3 separate regions of the Mus musculus genome follow, and regions 2 and 3 are each linked to region 1. The links are chromatin loops, found by intact Hi-C in ENCODE. Cell type or tissue: left cerebral cortex. All regions are shown on one strand. Region 1 holds the start of Nrn1 (neuritin 1). Region 2 holds the start of Lyrm4 (LYR motif containing 4). Region 3 has its middle 53 kb from the start of Gm30600.

Evidence for each region. A loop is a pair of places that touch in the nucleus more often than their neighbours do. Peaks named below come from ENCODE experiments on the same cell type or tissue, not always from the same donor. Only the 100,000 strongest peaks of a DNase experiment are listed, where the experiment ranks them.
Region 2: a loop joins it to region 1, with 4 times the contacts of the local background. A loop is called at or near these places in 5 of 42 quality-filtered maps.
Region 3: it touches region 1 in a loop (3-fold over the local background); 2 of 42 quality-filtered maps call a loop at or near these places.

The regions. Positions count from the first base shown.
Region 1 is chr13:36,729,634-36,737,633 of GRCm38, forward strand. It overlaps Nrn1 (neuritin 1), which reads right to left and starts at 4,844. Exons shown (of 3, transcript NM_153529.2): 1 at 4,603-4,844; 2 at 474-618. The coding sequence starts at 4,657. It overlaps Gm30177 (a long non-coding RNA gene), which reads left to right. Exons shown (of 2, transcript XR_382190.4): 2 at 1-2,289. In left cerebral cortex, a CTCF peak has its summit at 4,577; DNase peaks (open chromatin) are centred at 865, 1,547, 2,110, 2,606 and 8 more places; H3K4me3 peaks cover 6,712 bases; H3K27ac peaks cover 7,567 bases.
Region 2 is chr13:36,115,742-36,123,741 of GRCm38, forward strand. It overlaps Lyrm4 (LYR motif containing 4), which reads right to left and starts at 1,616. Exons shown (of 3, transcript NM_201358.2): 1 at 1,334-1,616. The coding sequence starts at 1,419. Fars2 (phenylalanine-tRNA synthetase 2 (mitochondrial)) reads left to right here and starts at 1,902. Exons shown (of 7, transcript NM_024274.3): 1 at 1,902-2,264. In left cerebral cortex, a CTCF peak has its summit at 3,032; DNase peaks (open chromatin) are centred at 1,165, 1,884 and 2,097; H3K4me3 peaks cover 2,352 bases; H3K27ac peaks cover 1,811 bases.
Region 3 is chr13:37,192,299-37,200,298 of GRCm38, forward strand. No RefSeq gene overlaps it. Among named protein-coding and RNA genes, the nearest start is that of Gm30600, 53 kb to the right of the region's middle. In left cerebral cortex, no CTCF peak of the experiment used is centred here; a DNase peak (open chromatin) is centred at 4,999.

The DNA.
Region 1 (8,000 bases):
CACCCCAATTCTCCTTAAACCAGAATCAACTGTTCAAGAGTCCTAGGCAGGCTGCCCACTCACAAGAAGAAAGATTGGAGATTATCTCAAAGGAAAGATTTTTGTGGAGCAAGAAACTGCTAAACTGCCACTTTTCCTGGGTCCAAGCCTGTCCTGGTGCAGGCCTGTAAGGGTGGAAAGCTTATGGTAGTGGAAGATTCTCTTTCTTAGCCTTCCTCAGGCCACCGAATCCCCTTAGATAGTGCAGACTTTAAACCAGGGAACTGAGCCTGAGGGCAGCCTTGGCCAGCAGGCAGAAAGGCACAGATGCCAACCAGCAGAATATTGAGCAAATGGGGCTGGGGGTCGAGAGGGGAGGAGGTGGGGGTGGGAGGAGAACGAGGACAGAAGATGAGGGTGGGGAGTGAGTGGCATGTACTCTGACCTCAGCAGAGCCAGCAGAAGGGAAACCCAGGGTCAGAGAGGACACTTACGTGCACACGGTCTTGATGTTCGTCTTGTCGTCCAGGCCCTGCGGGTAGTTGGCCATGCTGTCGCCCAGCTTGAGCAAACAGTCTGAAAAGCCCTTAAAGACTGCATCACACTTGCCCGCTGCTCTCACGGCCTGCACCAGGTAAGCTGTGGGGAGGAGGGACACCAGTAAGCATCACCGCCACTCTGCCCCACTACTGACCCTAAGGCTCCTTGGCGTGGTCTCTTTTCTGATCCAGCACTGTGGCCCAGGATGACCTATTTGCATTCGGTCCACCTCTGGTGCAGATGGAGGGATCCGAGGGAGCGTGGGTGGGTGAAGAGGGATAGCAGGGAGGTGAGTCCATTTATTTTTCTCCAGCCCGCTCCCAACTGCTCTCTATTTCTTTTTCTGTTTTCCTCGCCCCCTCTTCTCACCTCCCTCATCTCCTTTATTACCCTTTTTTTCCTCACTCCCTCCTTGTCTCTCAACACTTCCTCCAGCAAAAACCCTGTCACGTCTCGCGGTGCAATCTTCCATTTTTGTGGTGGCAGAGGAGGTCTGAGAAACAGTGTGCTGGGGACGAAAACGGGCCTGGGAAAGGTGGGGAGGCTGGGGTTACGCAGCTGAACTAAGCGCCACACCCCCAGAATAGCCATCGGGTACCCGGATCTTTGCCAGGAGCTCAACAAATAATTGCTGAATGAATGAATGAATGAATGAATGGTCTTTGGAAGACCACAACGGCCAAGGGAACAGGATATTATTATTATTATTATTATTATTATTATTATTATTATTATTATTATTATTACTGTTATTTTTATTCTGATTGCCCAGCTCGGAGTCTCTTCTTTGTGAAACTCTTAGGTGAATACTTCCTCTGCACCTCTAAAGAAGGGCAATAAATGTCAAGAGACCTAGTTGGGATGAGGATTGGTCTCAGTAGCTGTGTGTGTGTGTGTGTGTGTGTGTGTGTGTGTGTGTGTGTGTGTTCCCGCGCGTGTGCGCGCGCGCCCTGTTTTCTCTTTGCTTCTCTGCATCTCTCACCTTTGCACACCCCTTTTATATCTCTGGAAACAGCTAGGTCAGACCTTTCTTCTCAAGGCTGCAGCCAGGCTGCTAGGGGCCCAGCAAGCTGCGGCCTAGAACTTTGGCTCGGACAGGGATGGGGTGGGGGCTGGAGATGGCACAATCTGTGGCAGAGGTGGTGGGGGAGAGAAGAAAAAATTTCAGGCCACACTGAGGTCTTAGCTTCCATACTCAAACCAACCAAACTCGGAGGCGGTGAATTTAAGAGCTGCTAGGTTCCGGGAAGGCCAGCGCAACTTAAACTCCATTTCTTCCCATCTAGTGGCTAACAAAAATCCCAGGGTACCCGAAGGGCTAGAGAGAGGCGCAAATCACCGCTGTAAGGGCGGGGAAGGGGAGACGGTGAATTCCAAAATGGAAGTGGGCCATGGGCTCTAGGGGGTCTGAGCTCTGGCCTCTTCTGCGTCCATCCCGGGGTGAAAACTCCCAGAAGGATAGATCACCTAGCACCCTCAGTCTCAGTCTACCTGTCTCTGAACATCAAGCTACTGCAGACTCGCGGGAAGGTGACCCAGTCAGCTGCAGACAGCCGAGAGCTGCGCTTGGCAGATTGCAGCAGGAAGAGCTAGGCGGGACTAGTGCTTTCTAATCCGGAACGGGAAGCTCTGCGGAAGGGAGCGAGGTTAACTTCCACCTTAGCTGGGGCAAACACACAACCTTCCATAGACCTATACCGATTTCACGCCGATTTTAAAAAGAAGAAAAAAACCCTTGGCACTATAATAAAAGCAAAATTTAAACACCGACACCGTGTCTTATGAATACATAAATCGTTGTTCTACTGTAGCTCGGCCACGATGAAAGAAATCGCATTAAGCTTCCTCTATAATGTATGTTACAAACATGCCTTTGCGAGAAGAAAACAAAATGCAACCTAGCCTCTCTGGCCGCAGGCCCTTCCTCACTCATTGCTCCTCCCCCTTCCCCCAAAATCAGCGTTGGATTTTAAAAGAGGGCTTGGGGCTTTCTGGAGGCGGGAAGCTTTCCTGTCACTTTATTTTTTTTCCAGGCGTTGCTGGAGCAGACCCCGCAGGGCGCATGTGTGTGAGCGTGTGTAAAATACGAATTCGGGAACAGTTCTGTGTCTAGAAATTGTGGCTTCTAGAGCTCTTGCACTGGAAAGCCGGAAGCAGTGCGCGGGACAGAGGGTGCAGGCACCACACATCGGTCGAGTTCCCAGTCCTTTCTGAACCCGGTTTCTGTAACCCCGAGACAGGCAGCCGGCCTGTCTCCTCTGCATCCCCATCCAGTGCGGTTTCCATGTTCTCATTCATTTCTTGGACCTCTCTCATTCATCCCAAACTTCCTCATTCGTTCTCCATCCTCTACTTCCCCGCCCCTCCCCAACCCCCACGCTTCTTGCCAAATGTCAGTAATTTGGGACAGCTTCTATCCATGAATTAATAAAGACTGAGGCTCCAATGGGGGGCGGGGGAGAAAGGTAGATATTTAGGAACATACATTTTAATTCCACTATGAAAATTTTGGTCATCTTCAGGCTGAGGTTCATCAAATGCATCTCTCCTGAAATTACTGTTTCATTATTTCTATTCTCATCTACTAGGAAAACAGAGTCCCCAAACATCCTCCAGGTGAAGTCCCTATCTTAAAACATTAGCTGTTTCTTAATCTATGAACATTAGTCGTCTAACTGCAAAATGCCACACTCACTTATTTCTAACACTTACAGCATTTGCTGCCCTTGGGATCTATGTCCTAGGATGGTTGCAGCTCTTTGAACTAATGTCAAAGGCACAAAACCACCAGATGCAAAGCATTAAGTCATCTCCTAAAATTAAAGGAAAAGGCAACATCCCGGTGCATGCTCCTTGCTTTGCAAAAATCCCAGTTTCTGCAAAACAATAAACAAATAAACAACCAAAAAAATCCCCCAAACAAATTCTCAAGAATATGGCAAATGCATATGGACCCCATAGAAAGAATCAGTTTTAATGCTCCGAAAGCCCCAATTTCTCTATATTTCTTATGAAGAAAAAATGTTAAGTATTTCTTCTCTTGTCCCACACAAATTCCCTGACGCACCCCTGAAATGCTGCAAGGATTTGTCTGTAAAGAACGCTCCAGCCTGGCACGAACAGTTTTCTCCATCTGCAGAATAACCACTGGGAGACTTTCTATTTTTTTCCTTTTGTCCATTCTATTAATAAGCTGCTTTAATTTCCCTTTTCAGTTACATTAATTAATGTTTCCATCCAGTATCACATAAGCGGATTCACTAGTACTTAAAACATTTGCATTTTGGATGGAAAAATATAAACTTTAAAAAAGCCTCCCAACAGTGTAGCTGAGACTCACATTCCTTAACATGAAATGGGGGGGGGGGCTAAATAAATCCATCCAATAAACCGCCACAAACAAAAATTACAAACCCACGAAAAGACAAAATGCGAACACGTTAAACCACTTTCCTGTATAAAAATAATAGAGATGCTAATCTGCCAAAAATCACAGACACACATGACCCTGAAAAAGTATATCAGTGAATATTTGGTTGATTTATCCTTCTCGGAGTAGTCTGCGGTGCCCGGAGCAAACGCTGCAGCTAAGATCTAGGGGGAGGGGCGGAGGAAGGACAAAGTTCTAAATGCTGCAGTTTGAGGGCAGCCTTAGAATATCTTTGCTTTCTGCATATAAACTTTTCAGCCCTAGCTACCTAGGCATCTTATTCCTCCCTTTACCTTTTGACCCCTCAAGATAGTATCTTGCAGTATAACAGGGGACAAATGCTACGAGCGCTCAGATCCTGTTTTAACCCCAAAGAGGGAGGAAAAAAATGGATGTGCGCTTTGGAGAAAAGGGAGAACCCCCCTTGGAAAACAGCCGGTCACACACACACACTTCCCTGCAAAAGAAATCACTTTCTTTAGGAAAACCAAACCAGAACTCCTTCCAGAGTCCCCAAGAGCTAATGCCCCGACTCAGGGAGTCTGCAGGGTTTTCTGCAACCAGCGGCAGACCCTGGCCAGCAAGTCCCCTTAGGCGCCTCTGGGGTAGGCAATCTCCGGTCGCCTACCAAGCCGTACCGGGCGGCCACTTACCTATTTGCACCGCGAGGATCAGTGAAATATATCTGCCGTTCAACTTAAGTCCCATCCTACGTTTAGTCAAACCATTTGCGACCGCAGACCTTTAAATAGTTAGTTTAGAGAACGCGGGGGAAAGCTGAAAAATAGGCATTGCCAACAAGTTCCGGGAGCGACAGAGACTTTATGCACTGGGAAGGCAGAGGGAGGAGAGAAAGAGAGGGAGCGAGGAAGAGACAGAAAGAGAGTGAGAGAGTGAGAGGCTGGGGGGGGGGGGGGAGAGCTGGGAATGGTTCACTCCATTAGGAGGGGGCGGAGGAAGTACAGCCTCACGCCCACGAGCAGGCCTGACGTGGGGGATGACACGGATTGATTTTTTTTTTTTTTTATAATATAGACACCTTGGTAGAGAATCACCATTTATAGTCATAAGACTCTGGAATTAATCAGATATCTCCAATTAATGTGCGATCTCAACGAAATCTCGCCTCTCTGTAGTGACTGATTTTCATCCCAGTGGCCACCCCCGCCTCCTCGTTCCAGGGGCCCCCAGCCCCGCCCCCTCCCTGCGCAGAATCGGGGCTCCCTCTCCTCTCCCCGCCCCGGAGACGGGGAGTCCTGGTGCGCCCACTCGATTGTTCAACCTGCTCCCTCCTTCACTGGCGCCACAACGAACCCAGACACTTCCAACCCTGCAGAGAGGTTTGGGGAGCTTTGGGCCCAGGGAGGACAGAGGGGAGAGACTCCTCCGGTCCGAATCACCCTTCTCTCGCCCTCAGTGGGGTGCAGACCCCCTCACTTGCCTACCCTAGTTTTCTCTCCAGCCCCACAGTTGAGCTCTAGGCGCAGCCTAGAGCGCGTGAGCACATAACCCGGCCCCCCAGCACACGCACACACTCACAAAAGCGCACGCCCGGGAGCGCCCCCGAGCTCGCCCGCACACTCCGCACGCGAGCGCGCGTACACACCCAGGCCCCGGGGGTTCGTTCGGCTCGCATGGGGGCCCCCAGAAATAGACTCTGCGTGCCCTCTTGTGAATGTCACTATTCGCGACGCTCACCCACCGAGGGGCATCTATACCAGGCATAGAGACACCTATTTTAGGGGGTTGGAAAGGCTGTCGGGCAAGAAGCCTAGGCTAGGGTAAATTTCGGTTTCTTGTGGTTTACAAACTCTTCGCGCTTTAGGAAATTTCCAAGGCAAGCTCTGGTGTACAACTCCTTTCTGGGGCCTCCTGAAGTCATCTGTAGGGTCACACTGACATGTTGATACACGCACCCACGTCCATCACGTACACACCCAGACCCACACACACCTGCGCTCTTTATTTTATTTTTTGATGATCCAGCACTGACTGCAGTAAAGAAATATCTCTTCAGCTGCGTTCGTGCAAGGTCCTGTAGTGGATCGTGTAAGATGGAAAAATAATCAGGGCTACTTCTTAAATGAAATTAAGTTTTGATTTTTTTTCTCCTTTTCTGCAATGCACCACACCCTCTTTCCCAGTCTGAATTCTAGCGTCTTTAATCAAATGTTGATGGCCGCATTGGCTAACTGTATTACTTGAGCCAATGAAGAGATATGCGAAAGGAGAAAAATAAAAGAGCCTTCATATTTTATAAGACTGCAGGGCGACCGCGTAAGGCTAGGTTAGTGGCAGAAATGAAAGGGGATTAGGGAGACCGGGCTTCCGTTTAATTTGCCTTTCGAAGCCCCTGCACTGGGAGCCCACACAGTCAGCCATCTGTGCACACAGACGGAGAAAGGGAGAAAAGGGTGCAAAACTGGGGTCAGGTGACGGGCGGTGGAGGGACTGAGTAGGACCGCGAGGGTCTTGAGGCAACTAGAAGCTGAAAAGCGCGCACCGAGGGGACCCAAGCTTGCAGCCCTGCAGAACTGCAGAACCAGGGCAAGCTGCCACGGCTGTAGGGGCGGAGCCACGTCCCTGCCCCTGGTGATGTCAGTGGTGGGTGGGCGGGGTAGCGGGGGCGCGCTTTCCCGGTGTCCAGGGGCCCAGTGGCGGGGCCAGGAGTTTCCTGCCCCAGTGTTCAGAGGCTCCCAGAAAAGCAGAAAAGGTGGGCGGGAAGGAGGCGGGGCGAGAAGGGTGGCGAGTGGGGGGGGGGGCGTCCCTCGGACCCTCCCCCAATGCTCTCCAATGGTAGAGAAGGGGCTGGCAAGGGGCGGGACCTCAAGGTTGGAAGCTCTTCCCCCATACTCCCTTGTCCCTTCAGGGTTCCACGCACAGGGCCACCGGTTTCCCCATCTTCCACCCACGTCCGTGGCTCTGAGCCGAGTCCTCCTGTCTCCGCTCCAAAGTCTCAGAGCCTGAGTACCCGGGAATTTACATTTCGTACCCTCAACGTCCTTGCCTTCTCCCGCTCACGCATCGGGACCTTCTAGAACATTTTCAGTGGGTGCCATGGGATCTTCCCTACTACATCCCTTCTCACTTAAAACCAGAGGCTTCAGGTGTGAGGAAGCTGCATTGAAAAACTAAATGGAGCTGAGTGAATCGTGCGCTCAAGGCGTCTGCAGTCCTGCGCGCCTGCGTAGATTCTGAACCCGCTGTTCCTTGCCACCTGGGTGCCTGCTGGTCCTTCCCTTTACACTGGCCCCCTCTACTTCCTGGCCTCCCTTCCCTGGTACAAGGCTTAAAAAAAGTGAAGCAAGAGTCTGGCAGAGGTACAGTCCATAAATAATCCGGGAGAATGAATAATTGAAAGCAGATGCTAACGATGTTTTTGTTTTTGAAATTTCTAACCTTTAAAAATCACAGGTCATTCTTCAGTCTAGGCCCAGGAAGGCTTTGTTTCTTCCTATTTTTAACCGAAGGGAAATAAAAGCCAAGATCATGGGCAAGGATGACTGAGATCACAGGGCAGTATTCATGGTTGAGGGTGGACTGGAGGTCATTTCTTTTATTAATTTGAAAAGCCTATTCATGTCATACTTAGCCCTGTCCTTCACATGACCTTGGGCATCCCTGGGAGGTTTGGGGTTTCATTCTCCCAATCTGAAAACGAAGAGGACAGGTCTATGATGCGATTTCCAGAGGATCTTCAACTCTACCTTTTTATGAATTAGAGCTTTCTTAGAATACCGTGGACATGTCTGTAAGAGGGGACGTCCAAGCCAAAGTATAATATCTAAGCAAAAAAATGTCTGTCATAGATCAACAGGGATAAAGATGGTTCCCCTTCCAATAACTAATTTTCCTAAATGCAGTACAAAACGTTTAAAAAAAAAAGAGTTCTTGGTGCTGTTTGGGTCTTCAGGCTGAACATGAGGAACACCAAATGTAGGTGTGTGTAAATGACAGGCAGGCAGAGTTCCTTTCCCTGAAACACCCAGGTTCTCTCTCAATTCAGGCTGGGCCACCACTCCAGTTTGGCTGAGCAGTTTATGAGCTGAGT
Region 2 (8,000 bases), 610 kb before region 1:
AATATGAATTACTGCTGGGAAAGTTGGTGCATCTGTTCACAGACTAAAGTAGTGCATAGCCGGACGGGTAGCTCAATCCCTAGAGAAGGGTGCACCTAGAACCAGGTCTGTTTCAGGAGTTAACTGCCAAGACACCCAGCCCATGCCTGGGCAGCTGTGAAGGACAGCTTGTTAAGTACTTGAAAGACTTGGGAAATAAATGAAAATAAGCAAACTGTCTGGAGAAAATGAGCTGGTTTCATCAGATTCTTATTCTTAGATTCAATCTCAAAGGATTCAGGTAATTAATCAATAAGACACCAAATATCAGAAAAACCCTAAAACTCTACAGAAATGTTGGGTCAGAAGTTTCAAAGAAGCAGAAACTGTGAAGGTGGAGGTTCTGAGGTAGAGTTTTGTGTGTGTGTGTGTGTGTGTGTTGTTTTGGTTTTTTTGAGACTGGGTTTCTCTGTGTAGTTCATGGTGGCCTCGATTTCAGCGCTCTGGCTGCCTGTGCCTTCCCAGTGCTGGGGTTAAAGGTGTGCACCACTACCATGTGGCAAGGAAGTATAAGGGACTCATACAAGTAGGGGAATAGGCCAAGCAAGGAAAGAAATGGGGCAGAGTTAAAAATGTAAGTTTTAGTGCATTTAAGTGAGGTGCACGCATAGTAACTCATTAACATACATTTTATAACTTAAAATAAATTTAAGTTTTAAATGTTTTTGAAGAATTGATGCTCCTGTCCTCTTGTTATAGGTCCTAGACTCTAGGATCTAGCAGTAAGATTTCAGTTTGGCGAGGCTGGATAAACTAAGAATTCAGTTTTTAAAGGCTTAGCAACTCATTTTACCTTTAACATGAATATGTAGCCCCTCTCCACCATCCTTTAGTAAGAACGTATCTGATACTTGGAACCAACGTCACGAATTAAAACACTAGTGAAATGAAAGGGGGCCCTAGAGCAAGCCTTCAGTTTTGTGTCCACGTGGTCTAGACTGCCTGCTTCCACTCTTGTAATCTCAAGGCAAGATATAGGTATGCCCTAAGTTTCCTTGTCCTAGCTTCTCACTGGTAGCTTCGCGTTCATCACTTTGTACCGCAGAAACAGGACACTGTTTAATGGTCCTAAAGCCCCTATGTGGGTGTCAGTTCAGGGAAGGTATCCCAGCATTTGAAGGGCAAGTCCTTGGCTCCTCCCCTCCAGGGCTCTGAGGGTCACACCTGGGGGTGGACAGTTGCACGTGCGCGTCATGGGAGTGGAGCCTGTCACTTTCACAGGTTGTGGCCGCCTGATCCGCGACCCCCGCAGACAGAGCTGGGCACCCGATTCCCGGCCCTCCCCCCGGGTCACCTGTAATTGTAGGCGCTGAAATGCTTGCTCTCTCTCATCATCGCCCGGTACAGATCTAAAACTTGTGCGCGGCTGGAGGCTGCCATGTTGAAAATAAACAAAAACAAACAAACCAAAAAACACCCTAACAACAAAACCAAACAGGTCCTTCTTCGTAGAAGCCCCAAGTTTAACTGAACCCAAATGTCAAACGATGCAAAAAAAAAAAAAAAAAAAAAAAAGCACGCTGGAAGGCAGGAGAAGAGAGGCTCCGCCTGGCTCGCGCGCGGCCTGGCTCGCGTCCTGCGCGAGAGGTGGCGCCGCAGGCAGGGCGGCGGGCAGCTAAGGGGTGGCGCCCGTGTCCTGGAGGCTCCGCGTTCCTCACAGGCTCCTCGGGCGGCAGGAGGCCGAGCCGTCCAGCCCCAGGCTCGCTCCTCGGGAGGACAGTCGCGGGCTCGAACACCAGGGCTCAAAGCCTCCTCCGCCTTTCGAACCGCCCGGGGGCGTGGCCGAGATCCCGGTGTCTCCTGACACCACGCCCCCTACACCTGCCTAGGCCCCGTTGCCTGGGTTACGAGCCGCGCTCCCCAGCCCTGCCCCTGCCCGGCTCGGCTGTCTTTGGCGCTGCCTGACCTGCTGTGCACGAAAACGAGGGTGACTTTGCTTTGGATCCGTCTGGTTGGCAGCCTGAGTTTATCAGTGTCATCGTGACTGGGGGACGCAGCGCCAGTGGTGCGGAGGTAACTAGCTGGCGACTTCCTGGCGCACCGGCTTGTCTTTGGGCGAGCGGCTCAAGGGACCTAGGGCCCTGGCCTCTTCCCGTCAAGATGGCGGCGCCCAGCGCGCCCAGCGTCTCGGTAGCCAGAGGTTAAGCTCAGTGACGGCGGAGTGAGTGTGTGGCCGCTTTGCGGACTTCGAAACGCCCGCGTTTGGTTTCCCCGGCGTACGCTGGGTGAGTGCTGGCCTTGCTGCAGAGTAGAGGTGTCAGGTCGCCGACTGTTATGCACTTTGCATTCGGCTGTGACTTCCATTTCCGGGATCTTCACTAAGGGGCTACACTATTTTTTGTTTGTTTACTATTTTTTCTTTCTTTTCTTTTCTGTTTTTTTTTTTTTTTCTTTCCTGTTTTTGAGACGGGGTCTCGTTTTGTAGTCCAGACTGCCCTTGAGCTCCTGGTCACAGATTTCCCGGTGCTGGGATTAAAAGTGTGGGATGCACTACTGTTTTTGTTAAGAGCACGGTTTTGTAGTGCGTAAACATAAATAAACAAACAAGCACATAAATAAATTAGATGTCATGATTAATAAGGGAACCCTTAGGACTTTAGGGGATTTCCTAGACATCATTTCAGACCCAAGGCAAAAAGAGGGTTTTTCTCAGCTTTTAGCTATCACGGACCAGCTTACTAAAGTACTTAAGTTTTTGGGTTGTTCCTTGATCTTAGGACTGTGCGAAGAGAAGCTTCGAATAATTCTGGTTCTTGTGTTTGGAACTCACTCGTTAGTTTTGGAATATTGTTTTATATTAAGATGGTGCAACAAGCCACTACCTGCAAATTCTCTGTCCCTAAATACAGCAAAGAGTCATTTTAACGATAAGACGGAAGTCAATTTACCATGCCTTATCATTTGTTTTGGTGTATCAAGCTTTCATTCTCTATTCGAAACAATCTGTGTTTTTCTGGATCACATGTTTGCAACTTGTTGTCCTTGAATCTAAGTATACCTACTCGTCTTGATGTAGTGGCAATCAAAGGTATTGACGATACAGTGCTTTTATAAAAACACTCTTAAGCCCCTGTTTGATTTTTGTCTTAGTCAAAATAGATTTTTAAATTTCAAATTTAATTTTTAAATAAATGGAACAGAACTTGCCTTTTGTTCCCTTTCTGTTTGTTTGATCAGGTCACTGACTCAAGTTTAATGGGATCCATTAATATTTTGAGTTTTACTTGCAACTTTCTAAATGGCTGACATCTGTAAAGTAGGTTTTCCCCTTGTTGCAGAGTCAGAACAGAGCTGTGGTCTCTTGAGGTAATAGAATATTGATTGCTATTGATAATAATGCCCCAGGAAAACCTACACATTAAAAGTTACAGGTAGACAAAATTACCAGAATGAGAAGGAAAAACGTTTTAAATTACTTTGATTTGTCATAAAAGAGTGGGGAATATGTTTTAAATGTATTTTACTTTCATCTTGAAAGTGAAATTAGGATAATTACTGTATGCAGTTGATGCCTAATTACAAAGGAGTTAATTACTAATGTGTACAGTAATGTATCGACCTGGCTTATCTTTGTGTGATCAAATGCAGCTCATAGAATATGCAGAGTTAAAATAGTTTGGGCAGTAGCTTTTTCAGTTAAAGAGCAGTTGAGATTAGGAAACTGATAGCTTCTTAGTGTTGGGGAAAATTAGTCAGGCTATGGATTTGGACTTTGTACTAGCAATGAACACAATCGACTAATCTAATGTAGAGTTAAATCACAGTAATTAAACATTTTTCAAGAGGTCCTATAACCATTTCAATAGCCAACTTGTAAGCTATTGAGTAGATGATTATGTTGCTGCCAATGACATTTTCTGTAAAGGCTTCCGGATCACATTGTTGTGAGGATTCTAGCATCTACTTTGTTTGGTTTTGGATTTGCTGCTTGATTCTCATGCCATTTTGTTTTTCCTTTGTTCAAATCAATTGCTGTAACATGGCATTAGTTAATGCTATTCCAAGTCTCTCCCCCTGCCCCCTTTCTTTTCTTTCTTGGCTGTTTTGGTGCTTGCTCTGTAGATCAGGCTGGCCTTGACCTGAGAGGTCCACCTGCTCCTGCCTCCTGGTGGCGTTCCCCTGTCCCTGGATGTTGCCAGGGTAGAGAAACATTGAGCCCTGAGAATTAGGGCCTGTTAAGGTGGAGGTTGTGTTTGGGTTGGCTCTGAAGGTTCAGATTCAAGCTGGGCCCTGAGACTTTGGATGCACGGGCGTGGAAGGGCCTCCTTTGAAGAGGAAGCGTTCCTTTCATCTTGGGCAGAGTGGAAGGGAGACTTTCCTGAGGCTAGAGAGAAAATAACTGTAGCTTAAAGACTACGGTGGGGAGTGGATTCTTTCCAGAGCTGGGGGTAAGGCCATGCATCGAGAAGACACTAAGTGATCTGAACCCTCATGTGATCTCAGTCAATGATGCCACAAGCTGAGAGGGCACAGCTTGTCCCCTAAGGAAAGGCAAGCTGAGAGAGTAGATGATTTAGCCAGGATCAGACAGTTGAAAATGGGCTGTCGTGGCTGTTAGCTGAGGATGTATTCTGTCTAGCTTGCTGTCATACTTCATACATACGGTCTTCTGTGCCAGCTCCAGGAATTTGACCTTGAAATGATTCCTCCTCTCCCCTTCTTGCTCTCTCTGTCTCTCTTGTGTTCTTTCTGTCTTTGTAGGTCTCTCTCTGTCTCTCTCTCTTTTGTTTTTCCGAGACAGTGTTTCTCTGTGTAGCCTGGCTGACCTGGAACTCACTCTGAAAATCAACCAGGCTGGCCTTGAACTCAGGGACCTACTTGCCTCTGCCTTCCAAGTGCTGGGGTTAGATCTGCATTATTCTCTGCCTGTCTCTCTGTCTCTCTCTCTCCTCTCTCTCTCAGTTGTTTGCATTTACTGTTTGTGTGCTGTGGTGTACATCTGGAGGTTAGAGGAGAACTTGAGAAAGTTGGTTCTCTCTTTCTACCATGAAGGGCCCAAGCTTGATCCTAGGTTGTCAGGCTTGGCAGCAGCTTCTTCTTCTTTTTTTTTTTTTTTTTTTTTTTTTTTTTTTTTTTATAATGGTAAATTTTAGTCACATTGGAATTTTAGTTTGGTTACATCTGCACATACTTGTAAAACTAACTCCTCTGTAAAGTAAATTCTATAAGTACTAACTGAAACTCTGAAGTGTTTTTGCACTTTTTCTTTCTTTTTTTTATGGTATTAGTTACACTTCAAGAGAAAAGGTTTGGTGTGTCTGTGTGTGTGTCTGTGTGAGGGAGAGGAGAAGGGGGAGGGGGAGGGAGGGGGAGAGAGGGAATTTCTATAGAGCATCTGTGGGGAAGGGGGAAGAGAGAGGGGGAGGGGGAGGAGGAGTGGGAGAGGGAGAGAGGGAGAGAGGGAATTTCTTTTTTCTTTCTTTTTTTTTTTTTTTTTTTTTGGTTTTTCCAGACAGGGTTTCTCTGTGTAACCCTGGCTGTCCTGGAACTCACTCTGTAGACCAGGCTGGCCTCGAACTCAGAAATCCACCTGCCTCTGCCTCCCAAGTGCTGGGATCAAAGGTGTGCGCCACCAAGCCGGGCGAGAGGGAATTTCTATAGAGCATCTTTTCAAACAGGCTTAAGGAAATCTTTACTCTTTAGTGGTTAGGTTCTTCAGCTTGTGGGCAACAATGATGAAATTTCCAGCCAGTTGTCCAGAATTTTTATTTCTTTTTGTTTGTTTGTTTGTTTGTATTTTGAGACAGGGTTTCTCTGTGTAGCCCCGGCTGTCCTTGAACTCAGAAATCCGCCTGCCTCTGCCTCCCAAGTGCTGGGACTAAAGGCGTGTGCCACCATGCCTGGCTTGAATTTTTATTTCTTTAAACCAAATATTTTCTCCTTTTGGAAAGAAACCATGTTTTCTTTCCCAAAGTTACCATTAACATGAGGATTCTTTGACAGGCCAATATTCTGTTACCAAGTATCATCATGTTTTTATTACTACATGTGAAGGGTAGCTATTATTATTATATTTTTCTTGTATATGAGAATGGTGCTCTAGTCAAGTTAGCATAATAAAGTATAATAGCTGTTAACTTATCTGGCTTATTTTCTCTTACTTATCTGGCTTATTTTCTCTTATTTGAGCTTTGCTAGTCAGTTTACTAGTATCCCATTTTAGTAATTTTTGTAAAGATGAATTTGAACTTGTGATTGACTCTTTAGAATGAGGACTAAGAGCGTTCACTTCCTGTTTATGCCTGTAAGTCGGTTGTTTACTGAAAACACTCGAGCGTTGTATGCTGACTTTGTTAATGTTTGTTAATGTCAGTGGAGAAATCCTACCTCAGAGTCTTAGTGTACTTGACACTTAGTGCTCTGCATTATTTCTACTTCTGTGGATCAAAACCTGGGTGTTCAAGGCAAGCCCTCTCCCACTGAACTATTCCTTTAGCCTGTAGGTCTGAGATATCACAATAACTGATTTCTCAGTAGGATAGTACGTGTTTGCAATTATGCTGGAGACTCTGATTAGCCTGAGTCCATGCATAGAGTTCATGCATGCTGTCTGTGCCATCGCAGTGAATACTTCTATGTGATTTAATATTTCATAACTTACTAGCCAAAACATTTATTTGCTGAGCATAATAGCAGCAATTTAGCTTGGTAAACTTGTTATGTGTGTGCACTTGTTAGCTTGAATTAACTAATAATGTTTAAGAGTAATAAGAGCCTTTGGTGAAATGGATTACAGTAATATTGGCAGACAGTACTATGGAGTTAGGTTTAGTTAATGAGGATAACTTTATTGGGAACATTATCTTCATAGTAATTCTTGGAGGAACGTAAGTTAAGAAGTAGCGCTATTGGAGAAAGCTTAGCATGTAGCACACTCTTTTTGAAGTTTTTGAGGCAAAGATTCCATGTGCCAGCATTCTGTCACTTAAACAGTATACATGAAATAATCTAATGATAAAGAGGAGAGGTTTATTTTGCCTCATGACTGCTTTAAGTCTATGGAGGCATATCATATAGCATGAGTGCCTTAGTGTTACTATTGCTGTGATGAAACACCATGACCAAAGCACCTTGGAGAGGAAAGGGTTTATTCTTAGCCTTTGCTTCTATATCCCTGTTCATCATTGAAGGAAACCAGGACAGGAAGTCAAATGGCAGGAACCCAGAGGCAGGAGCAGAGGCGGTGGAGGCGTGTTACTTACTGGCTTGCTCCTCCTGGCTTGTACAGCCTGCTTTTTCATATATACCTGGGCAACCTGCCAGAGGGTTGGCATCACACTTCTAGAGCTTGCCTGGGGGGCTATCCAGCCTGACCTTTGATGCCCTTCTGCTATGAACCGCTGAGAAGAGTTCTCAAGTGCTCAGTTGTAGTGTTTTCTCATTATCTTTTTCTGTGTCATTGAGAGATATGTTTGGAAATAAAATGTTTGTTGCAGGGTCAGTCTGTGGTATGATATGTATAATTTTCATTACACTGTAGACTGTGATTTCTATGATCCTGTGTCTCTCTGGTACACGGCAGCACTTCAGGATGTAGTCTGAACTCTCAGCAGTGACTGCAATCCCTGGCCAGTTCTCTAGCCTGTTCCATCCATTACTATTTTCATATGTGCTTTTCTATTTCTTTTGCACGTCTTTCCTTTCTGGCCCATACCTAAGCTGGGGCTAGGCCAGCTACCTTGAATTCTCTTCCTTCTAATCATAGTGAAGAAGTTACTATGTGAATGTACCTTCTTTAATTGAAGCAGATCTCCCACTTTGATGTGCCTCAGAATTGTGAAGTGCCTTTTCAACTGAGAGTGTCAGGCCTCGTCACAGACAGCAGAGTCAAGCAGATTCACATCTTTTTAGTAGTTTTGTTGATTCCTGTGACATGAGAGTTCAGAGTCCAATAGAAGTCCAGATGGTTTGAGTGACATTGCTAAAGACCTGGTTTTGTTCTTTTTCCTAAGAAGTCTTCT
Region 3 (8,000 bases), 460 kb after region 1:
GAGTGCCCTACACTCTCTTCAGTTAAGATTGAGGTCATGTGACCTGGGTCTCATGTGGTACAGGCCACATGTTTTGGCTGCAGGATAGAGATAGACTCTGACAGAATAAGATGTTAGCATCATGGGACAAAAATCTCATTGGTTAAACCACTGTGGTCTGTTGCCAATTATTGTGAATAATAAGCTATCTGAACCAATAAATGTTCAGATATATGATAATAAGCTATCCGGGGCTTTATTAAATATTGACTAGATGCTATGTTACTGCTATTCTTTGACAAGTCAGTCAAGGTCGCTGCTCTTAGAGGAGAGGCCCTCAGTTCTTCATCCTTGAACACCTGAGAAGTATGATTTCTTTTTAATTTAATTCTTTTTTATTTTTTTTTACTTATTCACTTTATATCCCTCTCACTGCCCACCCCTGCTACCCTACACACAATCCTTCCTCTATTCTCCATCCTCCATCCCCCTCCTTTTCTCCTCTGAGCATGTGGGGGACCTACCCTGACAATTCAAGTGAGTTCAAGACAAATACACATACACGTGCTCACACATGTACACACACACACACACACAAGCACACATGTGCATGTGCACGCACACACATACACAGGCACACACATGCACAAGCACATGTACACTCACACACACACACATACACACACACATGCACACACACACACACACACACACACACATCTTTTAGTGCTCTCTTGATGCTTTTCTAGATCTCTACTTTAAACAAGCGTGGCACTTGAACTATCCGCTTTGCTTTAATTTTCATTTAATGGGGTTAGTTGGCACCATTTTTTACCCCACATGTAAATTTCAGCAGAGCACATTACCCTTCTAGTTATTTTTACATGATAAATTTTCACAGTCAGCTTAAAGCATAGAAAAGCGTCATAATCTAGAAGTGGTGCAGAATGCCATTTATCTAATGATCAATTGTGAATGTGATTGGAATTCTAGACTTCTCCCTTTTCCTTCTACTCAGATCTGTGGGGAGTAAGAAACCACCTGTAGGAATGTAGGAATGGGGAGCTGTCTGCTCCCTTACCTTTTTATCCTGCAGAGTAAGCGTCTGGGAAGGAACCAAAGAAAAGAGTAAGATGTTCTTTATTAATCTCTGTGTGTTTCTGTCTCTCTGTGTGTGTCTCTCTCTCTGTCTCCCTCTGTCTTTCCCTTTCTCCCTTCCTCTCTCTGTGTGTATCTGCATGTCTCCTTCTGAATCTGTCACTATCTCTCTCTGTCTCTCTGTCTCTCCCTACTTCCCTTTCTACTCTTTTTGTGTCTTCTTGTCTCCTCTGTCTCTGTCTTTGCCTCTCCTCTCTCCCCATTCATGAGTGTGTGTGTGTGTTCTTTAGAGAATCACACTTTCATTAACTATCAAACATATACCTATCTCCTTACTCCTTTCAGGATCCTTCCTTACCCTTTAAGCCTAGCCCTTTACCTCTGTCCTTTTTTGTGGGCTGAACTTGACCTGGACTGAAGTTGGCCCATCTTATTTTCCCATACCTGCCCCATGCAGAGCACCTTAAGTCTCCTCAGCCTCTGGAAGTATTCAGACCATTGTTGACCAGCAGCAGTGTCGTCTCTATACAGAACTACTGGGCTAGCCAATCTCTCACCTTTCAGGGTTTTCAGGTCATACTCTGTTGTGTGAAATGTCCTGGGAGAGATGAACAAACACCAATTCACCCTGGTTAGGATACTAACAATGGACAAAGAAACAATTCCATCTGAGTGACAAACTCGATGGCTAACCACTAAGTTCAGTGTGGTTACGGACAGGCCCTTGAGTGACTCAAAGTCAATGGCATTGCTGAAGCCTGTGCCCCTAGCATAGCTGTAACCATTTTGTTCCATTCCAACCAGCTATTTTATACCATTGCTGTAATATGCCTGTAGTCATTAACGAAAAAAAAGAAAAAAAGAAAAAAAAAACCTTTACTCAGAGCAGGGTCATGCTGACCACATACCCTGTTATGTTCTTAGTGTTATGAGGTTTAGTAATCTTATAAAATCCCACAACTATAAGCTTCATGTAGGACCCATCAAATTAAAGATCAGTATGAACTGTTATGTGTAAAATGGTGTGAGTCAGGATTGACTTCCACCACAGGCACATGAGCTCATGATGGGTTTTGAGGGTTTAGCCTTAATGAGCTGGCATAGAAAAACTGTTGGGGTTATAACCTCAGCCCCTGAATTCTGAGCTATAGCCATGGCCAGTCAGTCTTAGGGGGTGCATTCAATAAAACATCCCTGTCTAACTGAGATCAGTGTTTGTGTGGTTTGTGGGCCAAGTCTTGGACCCCAAGAGGTATCACTGAAAAGCCCACCCTGGCATGAGTGACTACATCCCAGGAGCACAGCTTTGTAGGCAGATCCACAGAAGTGATTCTCCTTCCCCAAAAACTTGAGGGAGGGGGTAATTTCTGAATCTCTTAACTTCCTGAGCTTCCTGAATCTTGTAAGTTTTCTGAATCTTACGTGTCTCCCCCTTCCACTTAAGGAAGGAACGTTTCAATTCTTAAAAAAATAGTAGACACAAACATTGGTCCAACTATTTCCCAAATTGTAGTGATAGCCTAAGAATTTATCAAAACTACCCACATAAATTTAAGTTAAAGGAGATATATGTAGTTTTAGAGGGAGAAATTAACATTCTCCAGTAGCCTTCTCTAAAATCTCCTTCAGTTCCTCCTTCCCTCTCCCACTTCCTTCCTTCTTTATTCATTTCCTTCCTTCCTCCTCTCATCCCTCCCTCTCTCCCTTTCCTTTCTCTTATTTTCTCTTCTTTCTCTCTCTCTTCCTTCTTCTTTTTTCTGTTCTTTATCTCTCTCTCATATATATGTATATATATATATATATATATATATATATATGTGTGTGTGTGTGTGTGTGTGTATATAAATAATTAATAAGCAGCAAAAAAAAAATCCCCAAATTTTAGAGATATCTTAAGAATGCCTCAAAACTACCTACATGGATTTAAGATAAAGGAGAAATACATTATTTCTGAGTGAGAAATTAACACTCTTCAGTAGCCTTCTCCAAAAAATCTCCCTAAGTTCCTGCTTGCCTCCTTTCCTTCTTTCTTTATTCTTTTCCTCCCTCTACCTCTCCCTCCCTCTCTCTTTCTCTGTCCCTTCCCCTTCTCCCTCCCTTCCTTTTGTTCTTCCTTTCTTTGTGCAGAGGACATCTTGCAAAGGTTGGTTCTCTTCTCCTAATATGGAAGTCCTGGGAATGGAACCTAGGTCATGGAGCTTGGCAGCAGGTGCCTTTACATGTTGAGTCATCTCACTAGCTCCCTAAGCTTCTGATAACTTTAAACTATTAGAGGAATAAACAAGCAACAACACTAATCATTTGTACAATGTAGGAGACACAAGAGTCACAGAGATTTTAAAAATTTTTATCTGCCGGGCATGGTGGTGCATGCCTTTAATCCTAGTACTCAGGAGACAGAGGCAGGCAGATTTCTGAGTTCGAGGCCAGCCTGGTCTACAGAGTGAGTTTCAGAACAGCCAGGGCTACACAGAGAAACCCTGTCTCAAAAAACCAAAAAAAAAATTTGTATGAGTGTTTTCTCTGCATATATGTCTGAATTATGAAGTTCAAAAGAAGGCATCAGATTCCCCTGGGACTGGAGTTAGGAACAGTTGTGAGCCACCATATTGGTGTTGGGAACTGAACAGCATCTTCTCACTCTTCTACAAGAGCAATAAGCGTCCTTAAATGCTGAGTCATCTTTTAGTCCTAGGTCATATGCATTTATAGCATCTCCTTTTTACATATACTCCACTCCCTTTGGAATCTCTTATCAGAGGGTTACAAATAATATTCTATTATTCAGTTAAACATGCAGATCAACTTTGAACACATCTGGAAAGTTCAGGGTTTGGGTGAGGGAAAATAATTTGTTGTTCTTACTTTCATGCTGTTTGGTTTTAAAAGTCGGTGAGTTTTGCTATAATAATTGCTTAATAAAACTTGCCCTAGAAAAAAAATTGTTACAATTCAATTTGTTTTTCCTCTTGGGAATGTTTGTATTTTTTTAATTTATTGCCCAAATAATGAGATATAAATATTTTAAAACTGATTTTCCTACAAAAGCCTTTCATAAAATCAAAGGTACAAAAGAGATAACGTTGAACAACTCCCTCAAGACCATGACTCACTACAATTTTTATGCAATTAAAGTGAGGAAGTAGCTGGCCATAGGCATTGAAATCTTTAACATTATCTTAAAAGTATGTCATAATTCATGTAAAGACTCTCAGGTCTTCCAACTGGGCAAAATTTCTCATGCTGCTATTAAAATCCTTGGACCAATATGTCAAAATTGTCATATATTTAATAAACAGTACCATTTTTATAGAGCAAAGGTATTTATTTTAATATTCCCTTACTGTACATGCAATGGAGCACAACAGATGTTCACAGTGTTTTTCACAGCATTATCTTATACCATCTTTGCCTTATGCCCCTCAGGTTGATTCCCTGGGGTAACCCATCAAGAAAAATCTAGGTGTCTAGTCTGACTGTTCCATGGCTTGTCCTATCAAAAATCTGCTCAGCCTAAATGCACATGGTGCATTCTAACTTAGTAAAGATAAATTCTTGCTCCCACTTCTAACTTTGGAAAGGGGACAATCATCCATCCTTTTTTACATAAGGAAGAGAAAAATATGAGTAGACTTGAGCACACATTTTAATAACACTTTAGAATAAGAACAAAATGGCACCCTTTCAACTGGAATCCTAAGAACTAATTTACTGAATATGGTAAGCCAAAGTGATGTCATGGACCATTACAGAAGCACGAGAAAGCAGAAAACTCCACTTTAGCTGCCCTCTTCAAAACTATAAAAAAAACCTCACTGCTTTTTTGGTACATACACCCCCACTCCAGTTATGACACCATCTTGGTTTGGTGCTAAATGTCTTCTCAAACCACACGGCTGTGGGTGAAGACACCAGATCTGCCTCCCTCTAGCTTCCTCCCCAACTTTTTGGGGATGACAACAGTAGACAGGGGTTGGTGAGATGGGTGTTAAAACTGAGCCAAGTCCTAAATTCACCCAGCTTAGAAAATGTATGTCAGACTTCCAGCTGGAGTGAAGCTTCAGTAACACAGCCTGGGAGGGGGAAGGAGACTCTAAGAGCAGAGTCGGCAAGGATGTAGTTCATCCTTGTTGAGACAGATACTTGTAAGTTCCACAGGAGGTGAGGAAGCCAAGTTCTAGAAGCAGAGTAGCAAAGTTGGACTATGTAGTGGGGGAGCTTCTCTAATTATTAGTGAACATTTGCATATTGGGTAAATCCTTCACAAAGCTCTATCTCCATAATCAGTGAATGGTTTCCTCAATGAGTGTTAGAATAATCTGGACTTTTTGATGACTGGGTTGGTACCCTTAAGCAAGATTACAGAAGTAAGGTCAAGCATGGTTCAGCACTCGAAAAGTGGAAATGGGTGGATTGGTAATATAAGGTCATTCTTCATTGTTAAATAAGTTCAAGGCCAATTTGGGATGTGTGAGATTCTAGAAGGAGCCTTTGAGATGAGGTTTCCAAAATTTCATTAGGATTCTTGTGGTCACTAGGGTTTAGGATCACAGGCAGAGGCAGGGAAATAGAAGGAAAGAAAGAGAGGGAAAGGGAGAAAGGAAGGGAAGGAGGAATTAAAGAAAGGGGGGGGGGGCAATCCAACAGAGGTCAATTTGGCTTGATCCTGTAGGTGAAGCTATCAAGATACTATGATCACATCTCAGATTTTAATAGGTGAGAAAGCTAAAGTTCTGATATTATTGTATCGGGTACCATCAAAGACTGCCCCAGGACATAGTTTGGAGGGGTGTGCTCCAGGCCCTTGAACTTTTCCAAACATGCAGAGAAAGCATGGATGAAGGTATCAGGGAGGGCCTATGGGTATTGCCAGGGAAGGAAAGGATCCAAAGTGTTACGGGCTTGGCAGCCACAGCATCTACTCTAGGAGAGCCACACGATATAACAGGTTCAGAGGATGCTTCAGGACAGGAAAGGAACTTTGTCCACAAAACACTAGAATTTGTGTTTATCTTTCTGGCAAGTTTCTGAGCTGCTCCTCTCAGCATGAGATGTAATTCCCCATCAGGGAAAATTTAGAGATATGTTCTGGCCATATGGCACTGTTCCTTTGTTATGGCTCTCTCTCTCTCTCTCTCTCTCTCTCTCTCTCTCTCTCTCTCTCTCTCTCTCGTGTGTGTGTGTGTGTGTTGCTTACTAATCTGCTTCCCTGGCTTGCTCAATCTGCCTTCTTATAGAATCCAGGACCACCAAACCAGAGATGGCACCACCCACCATGGGCTGATCCCTCCCCCATTGATCACTGATTGAGAAAATGCTAGATATCATGGAGGCGTCTCCTCAACTGAAGCTCCTTCTTTTCTGGTGACTCTACCTTGTGCCAAGTTCACATATAAACCAGCCAGTTCAATATCTAAACATAATGAAGCACAGGAAGAAAAGACAAAACAAAACAAAACTCCAACACCTATACTCACACATCTATCAAAATTAACTTGAGAAATCAATGGATAGAAACAACATTTTTAGCTTTATTAATTTTTTCATGGTACTCAGGATTTATTTTTTTAGTTTGGAAGTATCAAAATAAAAGGTGTTTTTATTCTAACCACAAAAATATAGTTAGAAAAGAAACAACAAGTTATTAAATGTCTACTCTAGAGAAATACAAAATAAATAAGACATGGATCTCGGCCTTGGATTCTTATACACTAAGGAAATTAAACACACACTCATGAAATAATTCAAGAGGATGAAAATGTGCAAGTGAAAAATAATTCTGGCAGTAATCCATAGAGGTAAACAAGTCCTGAGCAAAGCAAACAACCCACCTGGGAATGACAGAGCCCTAGTCTGATGCTGGAAACCCAATCAGAGGCTAGCCCCATGTCTCTAAGTGCCAGTCCCAAATTTAAGTAAGTTGACAGGTAGAACTGGAACATTTTTCCATTTTTAAAATCTGAATTTAGTTCTTTCCTCTGGTTATTTGCAAATTACTTTCAGTAAAGTTTATCTTTATGGGAACAGGGCCAAAGATGGAGGGGTGAGAGATGACAGAGTCACATAAGGAATCCCAGGAAATCTGACGGAGAAGACCAGCATCAGGGTACAGATCTAAGTTTATTGCCCAGCCCATAAACTTATGTACAGTGTTTGAGCCAATCCCAAGCCTCTAAATCCTTGGCTATTTGTACCTCACCACACTGTGCTCCAAAGAAAGTCCCACCTAATGAGGTAACTCACAAGGGGATGGGGAATCATCACTTGTGAGAATTTCCGTGAAAATGAGGAAAGCGGCCATTCCCTGGCCTCCATTCCTTTTAGATCTAATACCATGTACTGAAGATCAGGACTCTTTGAGGAGTAGCTGGAGGCTATATTGTCTCGTTATCCATCCTACTTTTTTCCTCAAAGCTGATTTCCACATCTCCCACATAGCTTAGATGCTGGAGAGTTCATTTAAATGATTTCTCTTTCCAAGTTTATAGAGGAACTGTGTAATTGTTACTTTGACTTTTATGTTAATCGGTTTTCTATTATTGAAATAAAATGCCAAGAATAACTGAGGATTTCTTATAATCTTTATACATTTTTAGATTCTGTGTCTGTATGTGTGTTTGTGTGTGTGAGAATGTGCAACGGCATGTGTATGGATGTCAGAAGATAACGAGTGAGAGTCATTTTTCTCCCACCATGTGGGTCCCAGGAACTCAGCTCATAAGGATCATAGGCCAAGATAAGCTCTTAAGCAGAAAATTATTTACTTGGCTCACAGTTTTTAGGGTCCCAGTTGCTAATCAGTCAACCCTGTTGCACGGGTGAGCCACCAAAAACTAGATGAAATAAGCGTATGGTGAAATAAAATTACTCACTTCATGATCAGCATGCAAAAAAAAAAGAGTGAGGAAGAAACTGTTCCCAAG